Linked DNA regions of Homo sapiens: regions 1, 2 and 4 are each linked to region 3. The links are chromatin loops, found by intact Hi-C in ENCODE. Cell type or tissue: IMR-90. All regions are shown on one strand. Region 1 has its middle 300 kb from the start of ARSJ. Region 2 has its middle 210 kb from the start of ARSJ. Region 3 holds the start of LOC105377378 (a long non-coding RNA gene). Region 4 has its middle 98 kb from the start of ARSJ.

Region 1 (2,500 bases), 84 kb before region 3:
ATTCCTATTTCCCCATTCATTAAATGATAGATATACATGTTCAAATTTCTTGCTCCCTCTGTGCTTTCATTTGTCTCCCTGAGGAAGAGGGGTCTCAATACCTGCCTACACCTACTGTGTGGAAAAGTATAAAGGCAAATAATGAGGCTTAAATATAGATTTCTTTGGGGATGGAGTTGGGGGGAACTGAATGGGGGATGGAATTGGGATGGTATTGAAGGGCTTGTCTAACTTATTTTCCCTATGTTTTACTGGACTATATCTTAAACAAAATAACATGTGAGAAAATAAAAGATCTTTGGGCTTCAAGAGATATTAGACATTATCTAGACCAGTTTTACCATTTTAAAAATTCAGTGCAATTTAAGTCTCCGGAAGTTAGCCTAATGTCAAACAATAATTAGCAACAAACACTAGGCTCAACTCATGTCCTTGAATATCATTCTGTGTTTAGACATTTTCTAGAGGGCCGGAAGAAAAAGTGGCATTTATTTAGCTATAAACATATTTTTCTATTTGAGATTATGAATAATATCATGGTAACAAAAGATGAAAAGCAACAACAATATCTCTAAAAATACATTTTGCTTTGCCTAGAATTCAGTAAAAAAATCATTTCAAAAATGTTATACTCAACCACATTGCTCTGCCTAAGCAATGCAGAGAGCCAGCAAAGTAGAAGGTTGTCCCAAAAGAATTTGTACCATAAAGCTTTGAAAAAGCCCTTCAGTTCAGCTCAACTCAATTGAAAAAAATATTTCTTAAGTGATTACTATTTTCTTCCAAGAAAAATCCTGTATTGTTGGTAAACAAAAGTGCATAAACTATGCCCTTTATCCATAAGGAGCTCAGTCTCATAAGGAAAACATACATTTGTACAACTAACTATAATGCAAGTCAAATTATAATAGGTGCTAGAATTAAAATGCAAAATTATACATATGAATATGTAAACATACATTTTTAATTCCTATTTAAAATTTAACATATTGCCTAGCCCAAAAATACATTAATACGCAGTAGTAAAGAAAATTCCAAATCTTAATTCAACAACAATGCAATTTATGTATCATTAATGGCAGAGTATGATCGAGTAATAAAATTCTGGGTCATTCTCACTTGATGTTTTGATAAATGTTTCTCAGAACTGAGCAAAGTCTACACGATAAGTTCCAGACATATTCTACCAGTTCATTGTACAGACTGATAAAATATTTCAGGTAAAATAGAAAATCTGGATAAAGACCGGGTATACATATGGAATGGATAAATTTTGCATAGGTTTGGGAGACAGAGAGTAAATTTCTGGCAGTCTGTCCACTTTCTACAGAAAATGTTAGGTTTTGCTAGTTCAATAAGTCAACCGTGGCCTCATAGATAAAAGCATAGATGAGAACAGCAGCTGTACCTGGATATGGTGCAAATCCCTTATTTAATTATTTTTGTATGGTCATGACTGAAGTATAGTCACACATTCTCCCAGCATGACTGCTGATGGAAAAGTCTTTGAAATTCTCTTGTGTGAATTTTAAATGTCTGCTTCTTTCTCTACCACATTCCATATATGGTGATAACAGAAAAGGCATTCCATTTTCATTGCTTTGTACATGGAAAATGCCATTTTTAGAATTTTCTCAAAGTATGCCAAGAAGTTATACTATTTGGCCTGAGAAAATGCAATGGCATGCATCTGCCAACTCCTGCTACTGTTGCGAGGTCATTGCTAAGCAATTTATAAAGTAATTGTGTCAGGAGCTTTGCCATGCTAGTAATCAATAGGCTTTTTTTGAGAAGTAAATGTAATTTAGCTACTTCTTTACTTGATCCCAAATAAATTATACCTAGAAACATAAGTCAATATGTTCTTTTAACCAAGTATGTATACTCTATTTGTTCTAGTTATCACATGAATGTAGGATTCAAACATACCTTGAAAAATCATTTAGCATATCACCTTACCTTCATTCAATATAGTCTTTAAAATTTATAACAACCAGTATAACCACAGTGCCATATGTTAGTCCTATAGTTGCTGGATTAGAGATAGTTCAGGGCCCTAGTTAGAAGCCGGGTGATCAAGGAAGTAGTGAGGCACTAAGGGGGTTAAGGAACCACTTTTTATCAACTTGAATACTTGACATAGTTAAATATAGTGCTATATTGTATCCACTGTTGAATATTGGCTGAACATAAGCCCTGGCAATATTCAGACAAAGCATGAAAAACCTTCCTTTTTCCTATGATCCTGGGACCATGTCCTCTGAGTTCATATGAAGTGTCAGATTCGATCCTAAATCTTCAGGGCCTCACTATCAATCAAAGCAAGTTGTCCAGTTTGAGAAAAAACCTTCTCTTCATCTGTAATCTAAAAGAATTGTAAAGAAATGAGAATTCAAAACTTTTTAATGCTAATTTTCATAAGTATCCATGGTCAATTCTGTCAATAGTATATTTCTCATATTTTCCATATGACACTCATATTTCCTTTCTCAAGTCATGG
Region 2 (2,500 bases), 170 kb before region 3:
TACTTCTTTTCCTTGCGCAGTGTAGTGAAAAAGAGAGTAATCTTTGAAGCCAGTCAGACTGAGATTTCAATCTCAACTGCAAAGTTAAATAGCTATGTCCCCCTTGGGCAATTAATTTTATATTTTTGATTCTTTTTTCCTATCCTGTAAAATTGTGCTTAATATATCTCATAGGGCTGTTGTATTAAATGATATAATTTATATGAACTATGTAATATAAAATAGGCAAATAGATCTTTAAAATTGCTAGTTTTCCTCCTACACAAACATGTATTCTTTGTCTACATTTAGATGTGTATATATATATATACATATATATGTTAATAATTTATTCATTTAACTACTAACCTAAAGAAAATAGTGTCAAGAAATTTAAATTTTGTTTAAATTTCAATTTAATTGGACAATGTTCTAGTCCTGTCTTATTTACTTAAAATAGGCATTTTGGTAATTTGCTTACAATAGCAAAAAGCAACTTCAACTTATTTTTTAAAAGGGTTTTTGTAGAGACTGTGATGAGGAAACTTTATCAGAGTTTCAACATTATATTCTATGGCTGAGTGTCAAGGTTGTACTACGAATTTATACAACATTGGTACTTTTCCAAGACATTATTCTCTAGGCAAGGCAAATTTAATATGATTGAAAATAATATTCTTAAGATTACTGCTGTACTTATTAGGGTAAATTAGTTACCATTTTTCATTTTGAGTGAAAATGTTGTGCTTCATTTACTATAGTTTTTCATAGCAAAAAAAATTAAGTGCCTGAAAAGCTGTTCTTGCTGTCTGTTCCCTTAATTCTCTGCAACTAGGAAAATATATTTGCTAAAAGCCTCAATCATCTGAACATAAGTCTTACATAGCCCATTATAGGATCTCTGATTAAAACAGATAACAGAAACTAAATTGTACATAGATGCTTCTTGCTCACTCTGTCACCCAGGCTGGAGTGCAATGGCAGCTACCTAGGCTCACTGCAATCTCCACCTCCCTGGTTTAAGCAACTCTCTTGCCTCAGCTTCCCGAGTAGCTGGGATTACAGGTGTGCACCAACATGCCCAGCTAATTTTTGTATTTTTAGTAGAGACAGGGTTTCACCATGTTTGCTAGGCTGGTCTTGAACACCCAACCTATGGTGATCCACCCACCTCAGCTTCCCAAAGTGTTGGGATTACAGGCGTGAGCCACCATGCTGATTATGTAAGAATTATGTATTATTCTTACATAATTAGTTAAATAAATATGTGGCAAATATAAAAATATATCTTCTACATATCTAGTCATTTATGTCAATCTTTGGTCATGTTACATGACTCCAAATTGGCTTACAAATATATAGCATCCTGACTGGTAAGACTGAGGAACTACCATGGTGAAGAATGTTTTCCTTCCTTTATTAAAGCTTTAAGGTATTTCCTTAAGCTTCCTTGATATAATCAAGTTTTTGTTGTTAATTAGTATCCTGTCAAACTGTCATGCAGTTACCAAAATAGGAATCAAAAGGTGATTGAGGCAAAGAGAGAACAAAATCTTTAAGTATTTATCAGTTAGAAAACAAAGATTCAAACAGCATGTTTCAGACAGTATTTTATAGATTTTTTTTCACCTAGAAAAGGTCTTCGAGATCTTCTAGTTCAACACCACCTTGTCCTTCACCATCATCCTGCACTTTCCCTTCTGTAAGAATGTGTGGGTGGACTGTAGTGGGCACGGTTGCATGGAGTCCCATAGAAATGCCCCTAGGATCCTGTATTCCAGCTCCATGCACCCATCCCCCATCTTCTGGGTGCTTTCCTGCTGATTGTGCATACCAGTGATCAGAGGATTGCCCTTGACCAACAGAGCCCCTCACCTGTAGGCAGTGGTGGCTGGAAGCACTGGAAATTCTTAGGTCATTTCCCCTGCCTCCCCACTCCCACCCTTTCATAGCCAATAACTGGTGCAGGAGTACAAAAGCTCTACTTCTTTGCCTTCATGTTTGTGACCAACTTTGAGGTGTCATTCACTCTCTAGAGCTTCTAGCAGTATCAGGCTGCTGGGGAATTTGCTCCTGAAAGTGTGTAATATGTTTTTCACTGGAATCCTTGCCTTAGTTTCAGCTTCCAGAAGAACTCACCCTGTGTCACTGCCTATAGCATTTTATAAAGAAAAATATTTGACCTAAGGAGGTTAAGTAACTCATGAAATTTGCAAAGTGACAGAGAGCAGAGGTTGGATGGCATATATTCCAGTATTTAATGGACAGCAAAATTCTTGGAGCAATGAGTCTAACCTTGGCTTCCCATTAAAATCATATGGGGAGCTAAAAATAATTTAAGTGCTGATGGAAAAGTCACATTATATACATACTAAATAAGAACCTCTGGGGGTGGAGGCATGGCAGTGGTATTTTTAAAGTGTCCCAGGTGAGTCTAGTGTGTAGCTAGGGTTGAGAACCACTGCCATAGAGTTAATTGCTTGGTTATGTTTTTAACATAAGTGGTGAAATAGAAGTAGGG
Region 3 (2,500 bases):
TAAATTTCGAACCACTTGTTGTTTTAATTTGCAACAAGTGGTTCAAAAGGTATTTGCAATTGCAAAAATGTGGAACACCTGTCTACTTTCTTTTTATATATTTTATATATATATATTATTATACTTTAAGTTCTAGGGTACATGTGCACAACGTGCAGGTTTGTTACATATGTATACATGTGCCATGTTGGTGTGCTGCACCCATTAACTCGTCATTTACATTAGGTATATCTCCTAATGCTATCCCTTCCCCGTCCCCCCACCCCACAACAGGTCCCGGTGTGTGATGTTCCCCTTCCTGTGTCCAAGTGTCCTCATTGTTCAATTCCCAACTATGAGTGAGAACATGCGGTGTTTGGTTTTTTGTCCTTGTGATAGTTTGCTGAGAATGATGGTTTCCAGCTTCATCCATGTCCCTACAAAAGACATGAACTCATCATTTTTTATGGCTGCATTGTATTCCATGGTGTATATGTGCCACATTTTCTTAATCCAGTCTATCGTTGTTGGACATTTGGGTTGGTTCCAAGTCTTTGCTATTGTGAGTAGTGCCGCAGTAAACATACGTGTGCATATGTCTTGAAAGCTGAAACTGGATCCCTTCCTTACACCTTATACAAAAATTAATTCCAGGTGGATTTAAGACTTTAATGTTAGACCTAAAACCACAAAAACCCTAGAAGAAAACCTAGGCATTACCATTCAGGACATAGGCATGGGCAAGGACTTCATGTCTAAAACACAAAAAGCAATGGCAACAAAAGCCAAAATTGACAAATGGGATCTAATTAAGCTAAAGAGCTTCTGCATAGCAAAGGAAACTACCATCAGAGTGAACAGGCAACCTACAGAATGGGAGAAAATTTTTGCAATCTACTCATCTGACAAAGGGCTAATATCCATAATGAAAAGAACTCAAACAAATTTACAAGAAAAAAACTGACTACTTTCATGAATAACTGAGTAACATCAGAAAATACAAAATGAGTTATATAGTGGCTTAAAACAACACTCATTTATTAACTCACAGTTCTGTAAGTCAGAAGTTCAGCACAATATGCCTGGAATATCACAAAGCTGAAGATGTTGAGTGGACTGAGTTCTTATCTGGATGCTCTGGGGGAAAATCTGCTTCCAAGTTCATTCTGTTGGTGGTGTTTATAGGACTGAGGTCCCTGTTTCTTTGTTGGATGTGACCTGGGGGTTGTGCTCAGCTCCAGAGATAGCCTGAATTCCTTTCATATGGTCTCATCCCTCTTGAAGCCAGCAATGGTGCCATGAATTCTTTTCATGCTTTGAGTCTCGGACTTCCTCTTCAACCAGCCAGAGAAACTTCTGTGCTTCTTAAAGTGATGATGTGATTAAGTCATTCCCTTAAAATAATTTTCTTACTTTAAGATCAACTGATTTGGAATCTTATTACATTTGTAAAATTTCTTTACAGCAATGCCTAAACCAGTGTTGGATTGTATCAATTAGCTAGGAGTGGGAGGTACACTAAGGGCTAAGAATCTTAGGGGGCCATCTTCAAATCCTGCCTACCACAGGGGCAACAAGTTACCTCAAAATGTTGATTATTACAGAATATTGACTTCCTGTATGTAAGACAAGAAATAAATTTGATAGGGTAAATATAAAATGACTTATAAATTGTGAATGTTTCATTTATTACTCATCCAAATACTGCTGCTCCATCAATAGAATATCAAAAGGTGGGCAATTTAGTTGTCTTTGATTTTTGTGCCAATGTTTAATATTATAAAAATAATAATTTTATACATATGTTTAATTTTGTAATTATGAAGATACATTTGTCCAGAGAAGGATATTCGACTTAATAATTTGTTTTTCTAATTTATGACTTTTACATGTTTAAATTATGGTATAAGGGGAATCCTGGAAATTGGCCTGCTCTTCTCCCAATAAATAAGTCATGCTTTTTTTTTTTTTTAAGGCTAAGTGATTAAGGTGCTTAAATGTGGGACATTTATAGAACAAGACAATTTGTTCCCTGCTATCCTTTGATTCCCTTAGCTTACTTAAAGTGTCTCCAAGCCTGCTAAATAACAGATTTCTTATACACAAAGCATTCCTACAGCAACTCCTGGTGGATTTCTTCTAAGTGATACCCCTGAACCTACCTGTTCTGAACTACAGAATAAATAAAATGCTCCTGCTGAAAAATAGTTTTCCAACTAACTTCTCACCCTTTATATTCAACAATTCCATTGGTGCCACAGTAAGATATGGTCAAGGTCTTTGTACAGAACTATCTAGTTGAAGTAATTTTTTACTAGTTTATTGTACTGGCCCTTTTTTCTTCTAAGATTTCCTATTATTATTTTTTCCCAATGAAGCTTTACTTAGCAACATCTCAAGCATTGTCATGAAGTGATGTGAACTCGTTAAACAGTCTGAGAGAGCTTCTGCCACAAATTTACCTGAGGTAGCTTCCTTAAGCTATCTCTTTTTTTCCTCCCCCCATTACCTATCAGCAGCA
Region 4 (2,500 bases), 290 kb before region 3:
TGGATAAAGAAAATATGGTACATATGCCCCATGGAATACTATGCAGCCATAAAAATGAATGAAATCTTGTCCTTTGTAACAACATGGATGCAGCTGGAGGTCATTATCCTAGGTGAGTTAATGCAAAAACAGAAAATCAAATACCACATGTTCTCACTTATAAATGGGAGCTAAACATTGGGTTCTCATGGAGACAAAGATGGAAACAATAAACACTGGCTATTCTAAAAGGGTGAAAGGGGACAAGGAAATAAGAGTTGAGAAACTACCTATCAGGTGCTTTGTTCACTACTAGGCTGATGGGATTACTAGAAGCCAAAACTTCAGCATCATGCAATATACTCATAAAGCAAATCTGCACATGTACCTCCAAATCTAAAATTAAATTAAAAATAAGAAAAAGAATTGTGATAATATATACCCAAAGCATAATACTGAAAACAATCCAATCTGTATTTTATCAGTGACTTGTTCTAAACTTATAACTGTAAACATTTGTATGAATAAAACTGATTAAAGTAAAAAAAAAATTTAAAAAAATACTGTTGCCTTTCTTGTACCAGACTCTTTACAGATGAAAGGCCTAGGTGTGATTAAAAAATGTTTTTTTTAAAAAAGGTAAAGTTATAGCTACTGGAATGAGACACATCAATTTTGTGGCAGTGAAGGGAAAACAATGACTTTGGCATGGGAAAGAAATTACTCAGACCACAGAAAATACTGGAAAGGGAAGGATATTAATCATCTTTTTTCTTTTGGAATCAGCCCTATAGCCTTTCTCATGAATGAGAAATGACTTGGGTGGCTTTTCCAAACTGTTGCAATTAAATTTAGCATACTGGTGAATCTTCTGTCCTCTGCTAGACAGCTTTGAGTACAATTTGACAATCATTCCCCTTAATATTACTAAGAAATTTATTGGAAATAACAGAGGATGGCCCAAGCTCCTGCATCTTCCATGCAAAACATCCGTCACCACCTCCAGATGTCTGTATCAGCTCCACTCCTGGAGCTGCTGCTTGTTCCATGGAGCACACAAATCCCACCCAGCTATGGTATAAGGCAAGACAACTGCTTGGACTTACTTCCCTCACTCACTGTCTCCAAAACCAAAGGACTCAACTCAGTTTTTGAACTGAACTGGGAACCCTAAGATCCATCATGTGGATATGAGAACAATTTGGAAGCACCATTAACATGTGCTACCCCAACTGAGGGCTCAATTATTGCAAACAACCTTTTCTTTGTAGAGTCACCATATGTGTCTCTGGGACTGAACATTTTGTGTGGATTCTAGGCATTCATTTGCTTCCCTCCTGAAAACACAGCTACTTGTTCCTCTGAGGCAGTCATCTGAGACTATCTAGATTTTAAGGAATACCATCAGTAGATCACATAGTTATCAGATGACATGGAGTTCTTTCCAATATGAAGCTGCTGTTGCTTACTCTGGGGAGCTTCCTGGATGAATCACTGAGTCATTAATTACATGGCCCCTGTTGGCAGTCATCCCTGTGATACAAATCATTCATTTAGGAAAGCATTGTGAGAAATTTGTCCCTAACTTTAGCTAAAGCCCTGGAAGCCATGCAGTTTAGCCTCCTCTCACTGTCCAGGATTGTTACAGATGATAGAATTATCCTTACATGCCATTGTGGACTCTACAGTCACCAAGTGGAAAGGCCAATACAGAAAGTTAAACAGAAAGCCACCTCATTTTCTATTTTGGGATGAATTATGTTTCCCTAAAATCCATATGTTGAAGTCCTAACCCCTAGTACCTCAGGATGTAACTGTATTTGGAGATGAGGTCTCTAAAGAGGTTAAATAAGATCATTATGGTGCACCTTAAGGCAATATGACTGTGGTCTGTATAAATCAAGGAGATCAGGACACAAACACATGCAGAAGAAAGACCATGTGAAGACAGCCATCTGTAAGCTAAGGAGAAAAGTTCTCAGAAGAAACTAACCATTTTGACACTTTGATCTTGAACTTAAGTTAAAATGATGTTATTAGTGTGTGGTCCTGATCCTGTATGACTGGTGTCCTTATAAGAAGAAGAAGAAACACAAAGGCTTCATGAACATAGAGGAAAGACTATGTGAAGATACAGTAAGAAAACAGCCATCTTCGAGAAAAGAAGTGAGGCCCCAGGAGAAACAAAACCTGCTGACACTTTGATCTTCAACTTTCAGCCTCCAGAACTGTGAGAAAAATATATTCCTCTTGTTGAAGCCAACCTAATATGTGGTTACTTTGTTATGGCAGCCCTAGCAGTCTAAAACACTTTCTAAGGTAGACCTTAAGCATTTGTGACATCTGTGAAGCTATTTGAGTCCAGAACTCTAGGGGCCTGGTTGAGGTCAGTACTGCTAGTTGCTCTCATCCTGTGATAGCAGTGTTAATTAAATGTTGCATGGGACAAATGGAATGGATTTGGTTTGAGGCTTTGTGAGTCAAATTAATCAAAGTGGCTGATGGAATTGGGAAATGGTGT

What was found. A loop is a pair of places that touch in the nucleus more often than their neighbours do. Peaks named below come from ENCODE experiments on the same cell type or tissue, not always from the same donor. Only the 100,000 strongest peaks of a DNase experiment are listed, where the experiment ranks them.
Region 1: a loop joins it to region 3, with 7 times the contacts of the local background. A loop is called at or near these places in 4 of 110 quality-filtered maps.
Region 2: a loop joins it to region 3, with 3 times the contacts of the local background. A loop is called at or near these places in 14 of 110 quality-filtered maps.
Region 4: it touches region 3 in a loop (3-fold over the local background); 5 of 110 quality-filtered maps call a loop at or near these places.

Annotation. Positions count from the first base shown.
Region 1 is chr4:114,280,167-114,282,666 of GRCh38, forward strand. No RefSeq gene overlaps it. Among named protein-coding and RNA genes, the nearest start is that of ARSJ, 300 kb to the left of the region's middle. In IMR-90, no CTCF peak of the experiment used is centred here; a DNase peak (open chromatin) is centred at 1,525; H3K27ac peaks cover 1,888 bases.
Region 2 is chr4:114,191,233-114,193,732 of GRCh38, forward strand. No RefSeq gene overlaps it. Among named protein-coding and RNA genes, the nearest start is that of ARSJ, 210 kb to the left of the region's middle. In IMR-90, no CTCF peak of the experiment used is centred here; no DNase peak of the experiment used is centred here.
Region 3 is chr4:114,363,780-114,366,279 of GRCh38, forward strand. It overlaps LOC105377378 (a long non-coding RNA gene), which reads right to left and starts at 1,134. Exons shown (of 4, transcript XR_939091.3): 1 at 1,029-1,134. In IMR-90, no CTCF peak of the experiment used is centred here; a DNase peak (open chromatin) is centred at 1,272; H3K4me3 peaks cover 673 bases; H3K27ac peaks cover 1,409 bases.
Region 4 is chr4:114,076,359-114,078,858 of GRCh38, forward strand. No RefSeq gene overlaps it. Among named protein-coding and RNA genes, the nearest start is that of ARSJ, 98 kb to the left of the region's middle. In IMR-90, no CTCF peak of the experiment used is centred here; a DNase peak (open chromatin) is centred at 1,463; H3K27ac peaks cover 258 bases.